Linked DNA regions of Homo sapiens: region 1 is linked to region 2. The links are chromatin loops, found by intact Hi-C in ENCODE. Cell type or tissue: HCT116. All regions are shown on one strand. Links, peaks and the distances in the headings refer to the core of each region. The heading gives the core; the rest is flanking DNA.

Region 1 (8,339 bases), core at 111-8,110, 270 kb before region 2:
AAATTGAAGTAAAGGAGCATTCATGTTCAGGCTTTTAATTTTTACCAGTTGTTTACCTATTTGGCACTTACATGAATGTGTAAATAAACCCATCATCTGTATAGTTCTAGTGATAACGTTTCTACAGATTTAGAAGTTTGACTTTTACTCATGTTCTTGATTACAAGAGCAGTCTGGGACTAGTGATCAAACATGGTAAAAGATAACTCGAATTTTTTGTTTATGTATTTTTTCTTTTCCTGCCCAAATTTTGTCATTTGGAAGCTCTAATTAGTATGTTAATATTAATAATATTTAATAATTTATAAATTTAATATTTACAACAAATATATTTTAAAGTATAATATTTAGAATTTAATAAAATGTGTATTATATTGAGTTATTTCAATTTGAGATACAAAGTGATACCTTATTTTTCTTAATGAAGCAAGAAATTTTTCTATTTTAAAAACTGTCTTGGCAGGGCGCGGTGGCTCATGCCTGTAATCCCAGCACTTTGGGAGGCTGAGGCGGGTGGATCACTTGAGGTCAGGAGTTCAAGACCAGCTTGGCCAACATGGCGAAACCCCGTCTCTACTAAAAATACAAAAATTAGCTGGGCGTGGTGGTGCATGCCTGTAATCCCAGCTACTCAGGAGACTGAGGCAGGAGAATCGCTTGAACTCAGGAGGCGGAGGTTGCAGTGAGCCGAGATCGTGCCATTGCACTCCAACCTGGGCAACAGAGTGAGACTCCATCTCAAAAACAAAAACAAAAAACAAAACAGAAAACTGTCTTGTATTTTGGCTTTGTGGTCAGTTTCTGAATCCAAAGTTAAGTATTTTTTCTATATTTCACAGTCCATGAGCTGTTTTTAAGTCTTACTTTTCCTTTTCTTAGAAATGTTAGTAACAACTAGGGCCGGGCGTGGTGGCTCACGCCTGTAGTCCCAGCACTTTGGGAGGCCAAGGTGGGTGGATCGCTTGAGACCAGGAGTTAGAGACCAGCCTGGCCAACATGGTAAAACCTCGTCTCTACTAAAAATACAAAAATTAGCAGGGTGTGGTGGCGTGTGTCTGTAACCCCAGCCACTTGGGAGGTTAAGGTACCAGGATCGCTTGAACCCAGGAAGTGGAAGTTTCAGTGAGCCAAGATCGCACCCCTGCACTCCAGCTTGGGTGACAGAGTGAGACTCTGCTTCAAAAAAAAAAACAAAAAAAAAACAAAAAAACCACAATGAAATGTTAATAACAACTAGGATTATTCTATAGAAATAATTAAAAATTATATTCCCTTTTACTTAACTGATTAAAGTTTTGGTCAATGTTACTAGTTTTTTTAATTTATAATAGCAATGGAGGAGTGATAGTGTTGTAAGACACACAAATCTTAGTATAATAATTGAAAAAATGTTTTCTACCTAGGATATATGACGTTTTTCCTTAAGAGATGTAAAATTAAGAGTTTATATTTTCTTTCCTCAGTTTATAAAAATCGATGTTATGAAAACGTCATTCAGAAGCAGATCGATGGCAGAGGAACTGGGTTTCAGAAATACATATGATCCTTAGGTTAATAATCAGAGGGTTAGCTCTTTGACAACAACATAAGTTTTAATACTATTTTTAGAAGATATTGTCCTAAGATGCAGCTGGTCAAGAGAAGTTAATTTTTTGAAGACCTCAGAAGCGTGAAAAGTTTACATAATTTGTTGTTCAGTAAAACTCTTCGTAGCTTTCATCAAATTACAGAATTTACTATGATATAAAACAAATGATTTTGTATGACTACAGTTCACCCTACTTCAAATGATTTTTACACAAACGCTTTCATCAGTATCAGAGATTGTTTCCATTGCATGTCATCCCATGTGGCAGGGTTGCACCATTTTGTTTGTTTGTAGGTATTTCCTTAACATTTCTAACCAACTATCTGTCCCAAAGTAAAGAAACCCAGAAGTTCTTCCTTTTCTAGCCTACCTCTTGATGATTTGCATTTAGAGGCAACCCAGCTCATTTTATCTAGATGCTTATTTAACAAATGTCTTTTTTAATGGTAAAGGCGATTCCTCTTTAAGTGACAAGAAAACCTAAGTCTGTCTAGTAAATGGCTTAAAAGTGGAAAAGCATCTTCTAGTCATGACATGAGAACAGCTTTGGATAATTAACTTAATTTTTAAAAATAGAAATTCTAAATACAATTTCTAATGCTTCATATTAGTATCAATGAAAAGGTAGAATATCTGCTAATTGATTAATAACTAATGTTACAATAGAAATCATCTCACATGAAACTAATTTTAAAATAATGATTCAAATACTGTTTTACCTTTCATGCTTGATAAGAAGTTTTGCTTTCTTTTCTGAATGGCTTTTGGCTGTGAATTTTTTTTATGCCTTTAGGTCTTTTATTGTTTTAATAAATTAGAATTAGTAAATATGTAATACATAGCATAGATTTTTCTTCTAAAAAAGATCGTAAGTAAATTGTTTGTCTAATAATTTACAGTAATGAGCAGAACCATATAAATAGTTGAGTGAATCATTTGTAGTAATAACTTTGATTATTTTACTTAGGAGTATTTTATATGAAAGTAAGGCCAAGCTAATTTGTGATTGTCTCTTGTTAGATGTCGGTTCTGACATGATTAGTTTTCTGTTTTGCTTATCAAATCAAACTCTTACTGAATTATCTGCTGAAAAGTTGAAAATAAAGCACAATTTATTTCAATGTTTTTCTGTATACAAGTGGATACTTTTTTTTTTTTTTTGAGACGGAGTCTTGCTCGGTCGCCCAGGCTGAAGTGCAATGGCGTGATCTCGGCTCACTGCAACCTCTGCCTCCCGGGTTCAAGTGGTTCTCCTGCCTCAGCCTCCTGAGTAGCTGGGATTACAGGCACCTGCTGCCATGCCCAGCTAATTTTTGTATATTTTATTAGAGGCTAGGTTTCACCATGTTGGTCAGGCTGGTCTCGAACTCCTGACGACCTCAGGTGATCCACTCACTTTGGCCTCCCGAAGTGCTGGGATTACAGGCGTGAGCCACCGTGCCTGGCCACAAGTGGATACTTTTATTCACGATATACATTTATGCCAACTTTATGAGAAAAGCAATTATTTCTTGGGAAAGAGTTCAGTTATTTTTGAGGAACCTCAAAAGCTGTAAATTTGTACTTTAAAACAGTTATTATTTGGTGATAGCATACAGGATAACTGCTTTTGTTAGGATGTAAATTTATGACATGAAATTAATCAAAATGTAGTACTTTAATTTTCCTAACCTGTGGTTTTAAAATGTTTGTTCTTTCAGTAGTTTTCCCATGTTAGAATCAGTTTATATAAAGCAAAATAATACAGTGGACTTCTCAAAACATAATTAACACAATGTGATTTCCAGTGCTTTCTCAAATATTTCATTTCTAACAACAATGGAAATAAATTATGTTTATGAAAACTTAATCTATTTTGTGTTTCTGTAGGCGCTGGTTTTCAATACAGAATAATCAGTTGGTTTACCAGAAAAAATTTAAGGTAGGTGTTAATAAATGAAACCCCAGTGAGTTACCAGTTTCAGTTATTTATCTGTTTTGGTAAACATTGAAGTCTATACATACTCATTTGTGTAAAATTAATGTAATTATTTATTAGTTTTATGTTTGAGCAGGTATAAGAGGACTCTAGGGTGGAAAATATCAACATTTAATTCTTAAAAGCAAAGTGATTTGAATCCTGAGTTCTTAATTCCTTGCTTTGAGATGGATTTTTCTGGGTCACAGGATTGTTTAAAATGTTTTGATAGCTTTTAAATGGTATATATTAGTTGTACATACTTTTGTGGTACATGTGCTATTTTGATACTTGTATACAACGTGTGATGATCAAATCAGGGTAACTGGGGTATCCATCACCTCAAACATTTTTGTCTTAGGAACATTACAAATCTCTTCTCCTAGCTGTTTTGAAATATACAACATACTTTTATTTCTTTATATGTATCTTTGTCTAGTCCATGACAGAAATAACACTGCCATTCCATAGCACTATTTTGAAGATGAAAGAGAGGGTGCCTTTTAAATAATGTCACAATAGGGCCAAAGGTTATAGGACAGAATGGTTAAAAATTACATTAATTAAAATGTAAGCTGAAAGTAATTTAAATAGAACCCCTTAAATTTGTTAATATCGTTTTATATGTTTGTTTTCCTGAACCTTATTTTAAGGATGAGGAAGTTTTATTTATGGGAAAGACATATTGGGATTACATGTGAGTTGAGAATATTAAAATAACTAGAAACAAAAGAATAAATCATTAGTTAATGGATAACTTGCTTTTCACCTAGTTACTTTTTATGAATGATATTCTGTAAACTGCAGATTTCAAATCTCTACTCTTGAGATGACACAATATGAAATTTTACTTGCTTGGTTCTATGGTAGCAGGTTTGTATGACAGAAGCCCTTTAATCAGCTAATTATTAGTTCATGGTTTCTTCTATTCTGATAAACTTGGTTTTGAATTTATATTTTTATTAAACAGTAGAAAGTGATAAAATCTTTCTGATTCTCCTAGGTATTTTAAGAAGTTATAGCTTTCTTTGAGGTATTTAAAACTTGACTGAATAAAAGCTTCTCTTTTGGAGGAAAGTAGCTTTTATTATATGTGAGTGGGGACCAGGAGAGTGAATATAAAAGAAAATGGAAGAAAAGCCACAGAACATTAACATTTATTGAGCATCTACTAAGTATCAAGTGTTGGACCAGTCTCTTTATATGTAAACAATTTCATTTAATCTCTATATAATTTATGAGGTAGATACAGTTATTAACAGGACAAAATTACTTTTATGTCTATATTGATAACCCCTGTTTCTAAAATAAAATATAAATCTTGAAAATTAGACCAGTTATGCCAAGTAATATTTTTAAGTATTTCATTATTGGTAGTATTAAAACCTAAGTGGAAAAATATGGAAATTTGGTTTCCTCACTATAGGATAATCCGACTGTGGTAGTTGAAGACCTCAGGCTTTGCACAGTGAAACATTGTGAAGACATAGAGCGACGATTCTGCTTTGAGGTGGTCTCGCCAACAAAGTAAGTGGTTCTAAAGGATCTGTGATTTGCTTTTATGTTTTTATAGTTTGTCTTAAATAACTTTCCAGAGTAGAGAAATTTGCATTTGTCTGTATCTGTGCTAAAGAGAAAAAAAAGTTTTAAAAATAATTTTCAATAATTAATGGTTACAGATATTATAGTCAGGTATTTATGTAACTTCTACCATTTATCCTATTCTTTAAATTCCATAAAGGTGATTTATGGGCTCATATGAAAGTTTTAGCTATTATGATGAATTGAAATCATATGAGTTTCTTTGATAACTATCATTTTATGTTTGTACCCAGTAGAAAAAAAAATGAGTGTTTCTATATTTATATGGTAAATTTAAGTGGTTTTTTTTTTTTTTAAATATTCAGTGATGGGTTATTTGTTTTTAAGAGATAATTTGTTTCATTGGCACCTTAATTTCTTCGTTAACATACTTTGCCCTAAAGATACATGAAATAAAACCTTCTTTCAACAAATTATATATATTTTTGGCTAGAAAATTATTAAATAGCAAAGTGGAAAAAATATAAAGCTTATAGGGTGTTTTTGGCATTAACTTAGTGTCTGAGAAAACAATATGTTATTTCCTTTTAGAAGTTGCATGCTCCAGGCAGATTCCGAAAAGCTGCGCCAGGCATGGATTAAGGCTGTTCAGACCAGTATTGCTACTGCTTATAGAGAGAAGGGTGATGAATCAGAGGTTAGTAGAGGTATTAGCAATACCAGATAATATATTGCCAAAATTCTTGATTTTAGTTGCAACGTTATATGACTGTATGTAGCATCGTTTGTTATGGAAGATGATTTTATGTAATTGAGTTTTATTTTTAAAATCTGGATTTAATTTCTTTTTTGTTTATTTCTCTTTATTTCACTTACCATTTTATTTCAGTATTTGTGAATCTATGTTTAATATTTGAATATATGAACCAGATCGGAATAAGGTATTTCCCTGTTAGTGTTTTTCCCCAAAAGTATTGTGCCATTTTAGTTAATTATAAAATAAAATAATGATCATGAAAGGTGTTTAAAACTGAATGAAAGCAAAAAAGGGAAGCATAATATTGTCTCTTAGGTGAAGGCCCCTTAAAAATATAAGGTGAATGTGGGAACTTAGGTCATAGTCTGGCCTCAGTTTCTCAAAGAGCTTACCAAGAAAGTCTTTTGGGCAACGCAGTGAGTGAGTAAATGGGTCCTGAGAAATGGAACTCAGCACTTTTGGGTCATCTGGCAAGACTGTGGCATAGGCTTAGTGATAGATAATTGTTGGGAGTATGGTTAGGGGGATCGACTGCTCTCTAAATTGTATTCCAAAACTTACCGTGGCCAACTTCCAGCTCCCAAATATAGATCATAGATCAAAGCAGAACCTTTTCAGGCATGGGATTATGGGGGGACGACTAACTTGATCCAAGCAGAAAGGCTTAGAGATGAAAGTAGGAATTTGATCAGTAGCCACGTTTGCGTGAACTTGTCTGGGTACAAATGATGGGAACATTGACGAAGGGCATGTCAGCAAAGATAGCCCTCAATACGTCTGTCTCTAGAATCACACTTCTCCAATCTGGACCAGTTGCTCCCTAAGCCTGCAGCATGGCTGTCAGTCTGGGATTTCCTTACAAAATCATTTCTGGAGTTTCTTCTCTTTCCTGTATCCCATATCTTTCTCCTTCTTGGCTTAAGGAAAACTTAAGTACTTTCTCTAGTAGCTTCCTGAAAATGAGGCATTTGTGATTCCATGCATATCTGAAAAGGTCTTGGTTCTGTCCTCATATTTGATTGGTAGTTTGGTTGGATATTTTAAGATTGGAAATAATCTTGAGAATTTTAACAGCATTGTTTGTTTTTTAGTTTCCAGTGTTGATGTTGAAGCTTTTCTTATTAATGACCTGCTGTATTTCTCCTCTCCAGTTGCTCTGTATTTTCTGGATTGGTATTATGATTTTCTTATTTTTGTGTCCGTGTGTGTTGTTTTGCTCTACTTTCTGGGAAATCTTCTCAGTTAATCTTCCAAGTCTTCTATTGAATATTTCAGTTCTGCTAGCACATACTTAATTTCCAAGAGCTGTGTTTGTTCACTAAATGTTTACAGATATAGACCTGTTCTTTTTTCGTGGAATCAGTGTTAGAGCTGTGGATCTTAACCATCATTGCATACTATGATGTCACCACACAGGGAGCTTGAAAAACCCCCATTGCTTAGGTACCACCCCAGAACACTTGAATGGAGTTGGGCATCAGTACTTTCACAAGCTTCCTGGGTTAGTTCCATAAACAACCAATGTTGAGAGCTATTGCGTTAGAGGCTTCCTTTGGCTATCTCATCATAAGTGTTAGGCACTAAAAACTTCTTTGGAAACTCTGAGCACAAAATTAGGACTTTGTTGACTGTGGCCTTTGTCTAAGTCTGGACCATTTGTTGAGGAACAACCATCGTCAGGGTCTTTTTGAGTCTTTTCGGCTGATGTGATTTCCCAGAGAAGACTCATTGATCTCCTGCATAGCTATGAGGGATTGGTGGGGAGCTAAGCACTGGGTATCTTAGCATATTGTATGTATATGTTCATTTAATCCTCTGGCTTCCACCTTTCAGGTGAAGTCGATTCAGAGACTCTGTTTTAATCCTCCAGAGAATAACTTCCAGTCATTGTGTTTGTGTAGAGAGCAGTCATCCCCTAGTGGCATGGAGATGGGGGGCAGCGACAGTAGGATTGAACTGTCCTGCTTAAACAATCATTCCTCCTATTAATACTTTCGTGAATTGGTGTCATATTCAGTGCTGTGTTCCTTGAAGTGGCTGACCCAAGTTTTGCTGTGTTTGTGTACTTAGTTCTCTAATTTGGTGCAAAAACATTAGCATATAGAGAAAACTTGGGAATGAACCAACATGATTTCTGTAATATAATATTGATATTCTTTCCTTACATAATTGCTAATTCCCATTATCGAACATATTCTGGTAAAACAAATATTTCTTTCTTAAAATTTCGGAATAATCCTAAACTTACAGGGAAGTTTTTTTTTTTTTTTTTTTTTTTTTTTTTTTTGAGATGGAGTCTCACTCCATTGCCCAGGCTGGTGTGCAGGGGCACGGTCTCAGCTCACTGCAACTTCCACCTCCCAGGTTCAAGCGATTCTGCTGCCTCAGCCTCCCTAGTAGCTAGGATTACAGGCATGTACCACCATGCCCGGCTAATTTTTTTTTGTATTTTTAGTAGAGACAGGGTTTCACCATATTGGCCAGGCTGCTCTCGA
Region 2 (8,339 bases), core at 90-8,089:
CAGAGCAGGCTGCTGCTCTCCAGAGGGGAGTCCTCACCCCTGCATCTCCTGGGACCCAGTCTCTCCCTCATGCAAGCAGAGAGGGAGGGCAGGCTCCCTGGGTTGGGGAGAGAGCCACTTACGCAGGTCTCCACAGGGGCTCTGTTAGATCATCATTCCCGTCTCTGCACATCTGTCCTTGGACATTCCAGGGAATCCCTAGATATCCTTGCCCATGTAAGAAAAATATCGATTGCATTCATATGGTGTTTCCACGCAGAGGAAGCGGTACACATAGGAAGGAGAGCTAAGGCACAAAGGCCGGGGAGGGGGGCGCCAATGCTGGCGGACTTGCATGGGAGGGCAGCACATTTTTTTCTGCTAAATCCTGGGCACCAGAATCTGGGGGGAAGAGGGATGGGGATGGGAATACGGATGATTTTGGGAAGCATTTAGGTCCCATTTCCTCTTCCTTGGCTGAGCCAGCAGCAGGGACAACGAGCAGGTTGGAGGACATGATTTACAGCTCTGTGGTGCCTGTGGACTTGGCTGGTCAGGCTGTGGGGACAGGAACGGAGAGGGGCGAGGAGCCGGTCTGGCAGCCCAGCCCAGAGTCCGTGCCTGTCCTAAGGCTGTGCTCATTTCAAAGAGATGGGCAGGCCGGCTCAGACCTGTAAGCGGACAACCTTAACACTCACTCACCCTAGATGGGCCCTTTTTCAGATAGACAAGGCATCTCTGGGATAATAATAACAGTTGTAACCTTGAGGTCAGCAGAGAGCTGTCTTCTGAGATTTAAATAAACTGACCTGTGTCTCCTGACCCACACGCTGTGAGGTCCAGTACCCTCCCCAAGATGCCTCCGAGTCCCCAGGACGTGCAGCTCCATGAAGAAGCCCCTCCCTCAAATGCCACCTCCTGGGCCGCTCTTTTTTGAATGGCCCACAGTCTGCACTCTTCAGATTGAGGAAGAACATTGACTCAGAATGAACGTCACAGGCAAAAATTCTACCTGGATGGGGGCGTCTCCTGCCCTTGCATCAGGTGGGAGGAGCATGGCGTAGCCCCACGGCTGGTGATGCTGGGTTTTAGAACTTGGTTCCCTAACGTACAGGTGCCCTTTCCCCTTCGTAAATTGTCATTAATCTGTGGGGTTTTCCTCTGAGACTGTATGAAGATCCTGCTCCCCAGGAACTTCTCACTCAGTGGTTTTCGCATCTGTTGAGCTGCCTGCATCAGTATTAGTGATCTCTGAGTGATGATTTACAAATCCTGGCTCCGCCCGGACTTACTTCCTCACCAGCATTCCACTCTAAGGAGATTCCCCTCCCCACCCTTACTCTTTAAACCCATGGCTCTGAAACTGAGCTGCATATTTGAATTACCTGGCAGCTTTAAAAAGTTGTTCATGCCTGCCTCCCTGTACCCCAACCCCCCGCCCCCCGCTGCATTCTGATTTTGGGGTCTGGGTGGAGCTTGAGCATGGGTGTCTTTTTAAAGCTCACAGGTGATGCTGTTTCATCATGGGGGTGCTGAGCATCACTGCCTGAGGAGATGGGGAGCCACGGTGGGGGGCGGGGGTTGAAGCAGAGGAGAGAAGATCTCATGGAAGCTTTGGATGGTCCCTCTGGCTGCAGGAGCGTGGGCTTCTGGGGCTTCTGAGGACAGCAGGGTGGGGGTAGGGAGACAGTGGAGTGAGGAGGCTGCTTCAAGAATCCCACTGAAACATGATGAAGGGCAATCGAAGGAATCCAGTCCCCTAGCTGCTGGAGTCCCGAGGGCTGTCTTTGAGGAAGGAATCCAGTCCCCTAGCTGCTGGAGTCCCAAGGGCTGTCTTTGAGGAAGGAATCCAGTCCCCTAGCTGCTGAAGTCCCAAGGGCTGTCTTTGAGGAAGGAATCCAGTCCCCCAGCTGCTGGAGTCCCGAGGGCTGTCTTGGAGGGGCTGAAGTCAATAGAAGAGTCATAAACATTCTTTTTCATATGCATGGAGGTGTGTTTCACGCGTTTCCACATCCCTCAAAACTGACACTTAGACGGGATTGGGAGGGCAGAGAACGACTGAGAGGGTGGGCTGAGAAGCCAGGGCCCGAGCCAGTCCCGGCCACGGTGTTTGCTCTCCAGCCTGCATGTCCCTTTAGCTGAGCTGCCAGCTGGCTGTCCCTCATCTGGAGAGTGACTTAAGGCACATGAGGGGAAAATGCTCATCTTGACTTAATGATTCTCATTAGTTTGAAGATTACTCACGCTGGGGTTTATTCTGTTCTTTATTTAAAGAACATACAGGCCGGGCGCGGTGGCTCACGCCTGTAATCCCAGCACTTTGGGAGGCCAAGGCAGGCGGATCACTTGAGGTCAGGAAGTCGAGACCAGCCTGGCCAACATGGTGAAACTCTGTCTCTACTAAAATACAAAAATTAGCTGGGTGTGGTGGTGGGCGCCTGTAATCCCAGCTACTTGGGAGGCTGAGGCAGGGGAATCGCTTGAGCCTGAGAGGAAGAAGTTGCAGTGAGCCGAGATTGTACCACTGCACTCCAGCCTGGGCGACAGAGCAAAACTCCGTCTCAAAAATAAATAATTAAATAAATAAATAACATACATATGTATCTGTCAAGAACAGTAGGCAGGTGGGAACCCAGGGGACGGTGGGGTTTGGGGAGGATGTTACATGGCTCAGTGACCAGAATGGAGTGCTGGCTGCTGGGGCTGAGCCCATGCCCCCTGGGGCAGATGCCAGGGCAGCCGCCCCAGCCGGAGCCTCTCAGGCCCTTCTGGGGATGACGGGACCTGGCTTGGCACCTCTCCTCCAGAGAATGGGGGCGGGGGGCTTTACTTGGAGCCCCTGAAGGGTTCCCCACTAACAGGTTTCTTAAAGGGCTGTGGCTCCAGTCACCAGAAGGCTGGCCCAGCAGCTGTTTCATGGACCTTTGCCCTAAACTCAGGAAAACCCTTAGGCCAAGGCCTGGCCGGGAGCTGCCCACTCCTCCAGCCTTCGAGACCTGCTGTTCACAAGCCACCCTCTCAGGAACTGCCACCCAAGGCCCAGAGCACGTGACCACAGGCACTTGGCACCTGCAGAGTCCTCTAGCCCAGCTTCTCACAGCCACAGCTAACCTCATTCCATCAGGAACTCCTTTGATGTCTGTCTCTCATACCCCCAGGAACCTGGGGAGCCTGGGCATGGGCTGTGCCTGGAGATTATGCCCTGGGAAGCACCAAAGTCATGAGTCAGCGACCACACGTGACTCCAGGGAGGGGGCCGTGAGAGGTGCAGGCCGGGTGACACAGGTGTTGGAGGGGACAGGGCGGGGATGCAGGGGGAGGGTTGTCATCCTTGAGAGAAGTAGCATTTGAATGGGGTCTTGAAAGACAGTAAGGACTTCTGGGGGCAGGGGAGAGTGCTTCGGTAGCCAAGAACAGCTCTGCCTCTCCAGAGAAGCCAGGTTCCTGAGGGAGCCCCTGTCACCAGGAGGAGCGGAAGAGGGGTCAGAACTCCAGGTTCCACTTGTGTGTGGAAACGGGCAAGGGCAGACAACACCCCTTCTCACCGTTTGGTTGTTTCTTTGTCATAACAATGAGAAAGGGCATTGTCTGTGTGGCCTTGGGCAAGTCCCCTCCCCTCTGAGGCCTCAGTGTCCTCACTTTCTGCAAGGTCCTTCTGGCTCTAGCAGTCCGTGATCCTGAGATACTCCTGGGGCATGGACTCTCCAATAGCTGGCTTGGGCTCAGCTTGTCACCACCCTCTCCTCCCCACTGTGGCTCCCGTTCTGGGCACAGTGAAAGGCAGCATGAGGGGTTTGCAGACTGGCAAGCACACGATCAACTGTCAACCTAGGAGCTGCAGGCAGTGGGAGGAGGGACATCGGGCTCTAGCTTTGGCACCGCGTGACCTTGGGCAAGTCACTTCCCCTCTCTGGGTTTCAGGCTCCTCTTCCGTCGAAAGGGGCAATGTCTGCCTCGGTCCTTGAAGAACTGTTGTGTGGCGTGAACTTGGTGGCCTTTGAAACCAGTGCAGAGCCGCTGGGTGAATGTGGGGGTGAGGACAGCTAATTCTTTCCTGAGTTAGACTCGGCAGGTCACTGTCTCCCCACGGGGCATTGTACATCTGGGGCAGTGGCTTTTTCTCATAGCTAGGAGGCAAGAATTCATTGTAATTCTCCTTCTTCGGTTCCCCATCCCCCATCCCCCATCCCCCATCAAAAAAATGGCGTTGCCTGCCATCCAACCCCAGAGAAATGCTGTGAGATTCAATGAAGTGACATTTGCAAAACAGCCTGGCTATGAAACCAGCTCTTCTCTTGGCCTCCCTGAAGCTCTTCATGTCTCCCCTACCACTGAGTGGGGCTGGTGGAATCCTCTGGACCTCTGAGCCCCCAGCTTCAGAGGCTCTTCCTGGCTGCAGGGTCCCTTCCACACTTAACCTCCTGTGGCCACAGCTCTGGGTTCTCAGCAGTTTGTTGCAGTCTCTGAGGCCTCCAGAGCACTCCCTCCCACACTGCTCAGTCTCTGAGGCCTCCAGATCAATCCCTCCTACACTGCCAAGCCCTGGCTACCTGCAGGCCAAGGGTTCAGCTGAAAGGACAGCTTTTTTCTTTCCTTGCAGTTTTTCTCTTTTTAAGAGAATATCAAACCAAGAAATGCAGCTTAGAAGAAATCAATCCTTGCTGCAGTTACAGCAAATCAATTCAGCACAAATTTACATAGCACCTGCTGTGGGTGGGGCCCGCAGCCCTGAGGAATCAAAGCTGAATCAGGCCCCATTGAGCCTAAGATGAGCCCGCCCAGCTCACAGGGCAGGAAGGGAGATGGAACCGGGCATTCATCGTTTAGATTCAAGCTGAAGAGTGTTCCAGACCAGAAAACCAGTCACCACTCGCGCTACCATGTCGTTACTTGGCAATGTGTACCTAGCTTTTTATTATATTATAATTTGGGGGGACAGGGTCTCGCTCTGTCTCCCAGGCAGTGGCACAATTGGTTCACTGCAGCCCCAACCTCCTGGGCTCAAGCAATCCTCCCATCTCAGCCTCCTGTGTAGCTGGGACTACAGATACATGCCACCACACCTGGCTAATTCTGTTTATTTTTTTTGTAGAGATGAAGTCTCACTGTGTTGCCCAGGCTGGTCTCAAACTCCTGGGCTCAAGCCATCCTCTTGCCTTGACCTCCCAAAGTGCTGGGATTATGGGCGTGAGCCACCATGCCCAGCCCCTACCTTTATTATATGCTGACAATAATACCTACTTTGGACTGTTCTGAAAATGAATAAAATACTGCATGTGAAAGAACTCTGCAAGCAGAAGCACTCCAACTGTGCTTTGCTGCACCCAGTGACCAATGCTCTGATGGCCGTGGAGGTGTGGGAAAGGTTGTGTTGACCTGGAGAGCTCTGGGCATGTTTCTTGGAGGAGATTGGATTTGTTCCTTTAAAAATGGTGTGTTCTGCTCTGATCTTTGAAAACTGGCAAGCCACATGTAGAAAAATGAAACTGGATCCTCATCTCTCACTTTATATAAAAATCAACTCAAGATGGATTAAAGACTTAAATCTAAGCCTGAAACCATAAAAATTCTAAAAACCTCTAATAACCTTGGATAAACTCTTCTAGACATTGGCTTAGGCGAATAATTCATGATTAAGAACCCAAAAGCAAATGCAACAACAACAAAAGTAAATAAATAAATGGGATCTAATTAAACTAAAAAGCTTCTGCACAGCAAGATAAATAATCAGCACAGTAAACAGACAACCCCAGAGGAGGAGAAAATGCTTGCAAACTATGCATCCGACAAAGGTAATATCCAGGATCTACAAGGAACTCAAACAAATCGGCGAGAAAAAAACAAACAAACAATCCCATGCAAAAGGGGACAAAGGACATGAATAGACGATTCTCAAAAGAAGATATACAAACAGCCTCCATCATATGAAAAAATGCTCAACATCACTAATCATCATCAGGGAAATGCAAATTTCAACCACTTTGAGATATCACCTTACTCCTGCAAGAATGGCCATAATTAAAAATCAAAAAACAACAGATGTTGGCATGGATGCGGTGAAAAGGGAGCACTTTCACACAGCTGGTGGGAAAGTAAACTAGTACAACCACTATGGAAAACAGATGGAGATTACTTAAAGAACTAAAAGTAGAACGATCATTAAATCCAGCAATCCCACTACTGGGTATCTATCCAGAGGAAAAGAAGTCATTATATGAAAAAGACACATGCACACACATTTGGAGCAGCACAATTCACAACTGCAAAGATATGGAACCAACCTAAGTGCCCATCAACCAATGAGTGGATAAGGTATTTATACACCATGGAATACTACACAGCCATAAAAAGGAATGAAATAATGGCATTCACAGCAGCCTGGATGGAGTTGAAGACCATTATTCTAAGTGAAGTGATTCAGGAAAACCAAACATCATATGTTCTCACTTATAAGCGGGAGCTAAGCAGTGAGGATGCAAAGGCATAAGAATGATAAAATCGACTCTGGGGCTGGGGTAGGGGAAGGTTGAGAGGGGATGAGGGATAAAAGACTATATATTGGGTACAGTGTACACTGCTTGGGTGATGGGTGCACCAGAATCTCAGAAATCACCACTAAAGAACTTACCCATGTAACCCAAAACCACCTTTACCCCCCCAAACTATTGAAATACAAATAAAAATTATTTAAAAAACTAACAAAAGTTTACTTCAAACAACAAAAAAAAGGTGTGTTATTTCATATTGACTTTGTCCCAAATAACAAACAACTTAAACTATAAAGCTATTTTTTTTCCATAAAACTTTCAAAATGTCGGTGGGCTAGGCCAGTGTGGCAGCTCCGTGGGGTCAGGGACACACAGTATGCTTCTGTCTTGTTTCTTCTCTAAACTTGGCTTAATTCCCAAGATTACTTCATGATCAAAAATGGCTGTTTCAGTTCCAGCCATTACGCCTGTATTCCAGCCACCAGGAAGGAAGGAAAGGGTATGACCACTTCCTGTAAGAAAAGTCCCTAATGTTGCATTTACCTGTTGACTAGATCCTAGACATGTGGCCATATCTGCTGCAAGAGATGCTGGGAAATGCAGTCTTTATTCTGAGTATCTATGTGCTCGGCTTAATATCCTATGGAAGAGCGGGGAACAAAGATCAGGACTAACAAGCAGTGGCTGCCACAGCCGAGTGGGCCTCTGGTTCCCCGCAAACTGTGTCTCCAAATTTTATTCCTTTTTGCTTTAAGGAGACTTCCCCTGCCCCCGCCATCTGGTATTCAAAGAGTGGACCTGCAGGGGGGTGGGCTGGCTGGGTCTGATTTCTGACTGTCCTGGGAAAACATCAAGCTGGACCTCCAGCTGCTCCAGAGCGAGCTCTGCCAGGAGGGAAGGGGTTGTGGTTGGGGGCTGTGCACTGGGGTCTGCACAACCTCAGCGAGAATCAATTCATCTGAAGGTTTCCCCCAGCATGGAAGAGAGTCCCAGGTGTGAAGGCAGAGGATGGGGACGAGGTGCTAGGGAGGACTGTGGGTAACCCCTGCCCCTTGCTAAGCCCACCGCCCAGGGGTCTCCTGGCTCAGCCGCTTTCTAGGTTTTGTTTTCTCCTGGGATTCACATGCCTCCTCCCGTCAGATGCCGACAGGAAGGAGATCTCAGTTCTTACCTCCTGCCCGTGTTTCTCATCTTGCTGAATAGCGTCACTGCTCCTCAGCCTGCAGGACACGGAGGGCGGTGGCACCTCTTGCTTTAGACTTTCCCGGAGGGTGGGACAGCACCGGGCTCAGGAGCCCAGAAAGCAACCAGCCCGAACAGCGGCGCCGACCCCTTTCTCCCCTCGGTGGGCCCCCCTTTCCGACTCCCCCCGCGTTCTTGGTTCCTTCTCCAGGGTGGCTGCCAGATGATACTCGGGCTCCAGACATTCTTGGGGTGACTGAACAGACCTTCAGTGGGTGCTCGTAAGGCCTCGGCGCCACATCTCAGCACAGGCATCCGCCCTGCCCGCCCTTACTCTGGGGACCCCCCTGTTGCATCTCTCCCCCTCACCACCTCTCTGACCTTGGGCGGCTCAGGACCCCTCGCTTGGCCTCAGTTTCCTGTTCCCTGAAAACAGGGTCGATAATCCTGCACGGGCAGCCCTGCGCCCCCGAGAACCAGATGTGGAGCTGGATTCGAGGGGCTCTGCAGACAGTGCTGCGTCCCAGCTGAGGCCACGTGTTTGCTCGACCTCCTCCTTCAGGCTGTGCCCCACCCACCACGCTCCCCCCCGATTGCATCGATGCTACGACCACGTCTTCAGGGCAGGGCTGGTGCCAGTGGGTGAGGAGGCCTCTGTCAGGCCAGGATCAGCCGGCCCCAGTCCTTCTC

The links. Hi-C counts contacts between places; a loop is a spot of excess contacts. Peaks named below come from ENCODE experiments on the same cell type or tissue, not always from the same donor. Only the 100,000 strongest peaks of a DNase experiment are listed, where the experiment ranks them.
Region 1: a loop joins it to region 2, with 7 times the contacts of the local background. A loop is called at or near these places in 1 of 110 quality-filtered maps.

Annotation. Positions count from the first base shown.
Region 1 is chr3:195,303,956-195,312,294 of GRCh38, reverse strand. It overlaps ACAP2 (ArfGAP with coiled-coil, ankyrin repeat and PH domains 2), which reads left to right. Exons shown (of 23, transcript NM_012287.6): 11 at 3,458-3,509; 12 at 4,972-5,072; 13 at 5,679-5,784. Among named protein-coding and RNA genes, the nearest start is that of XXYLT1, 37 kb to the right of the region's middle. In HCT116, for the core only: no CTCF peak of the experiment used is centred there; no DNase peak of the experiment used is centred there.
Region 2 is chr3:195,035,765-195,044,103 of GRCh38, reverse strand. No RefSeq gene overlaps it. Among named protein-coding and RNA genes, the nearest start is that of XXYLT1-AS1, 55 kb to the left of the region's middle. In HCT116, for the core only: no CTCF peak of the experiment used is centred there; DNase peaks (open chromatin) are centred at 3,133 and 6,973.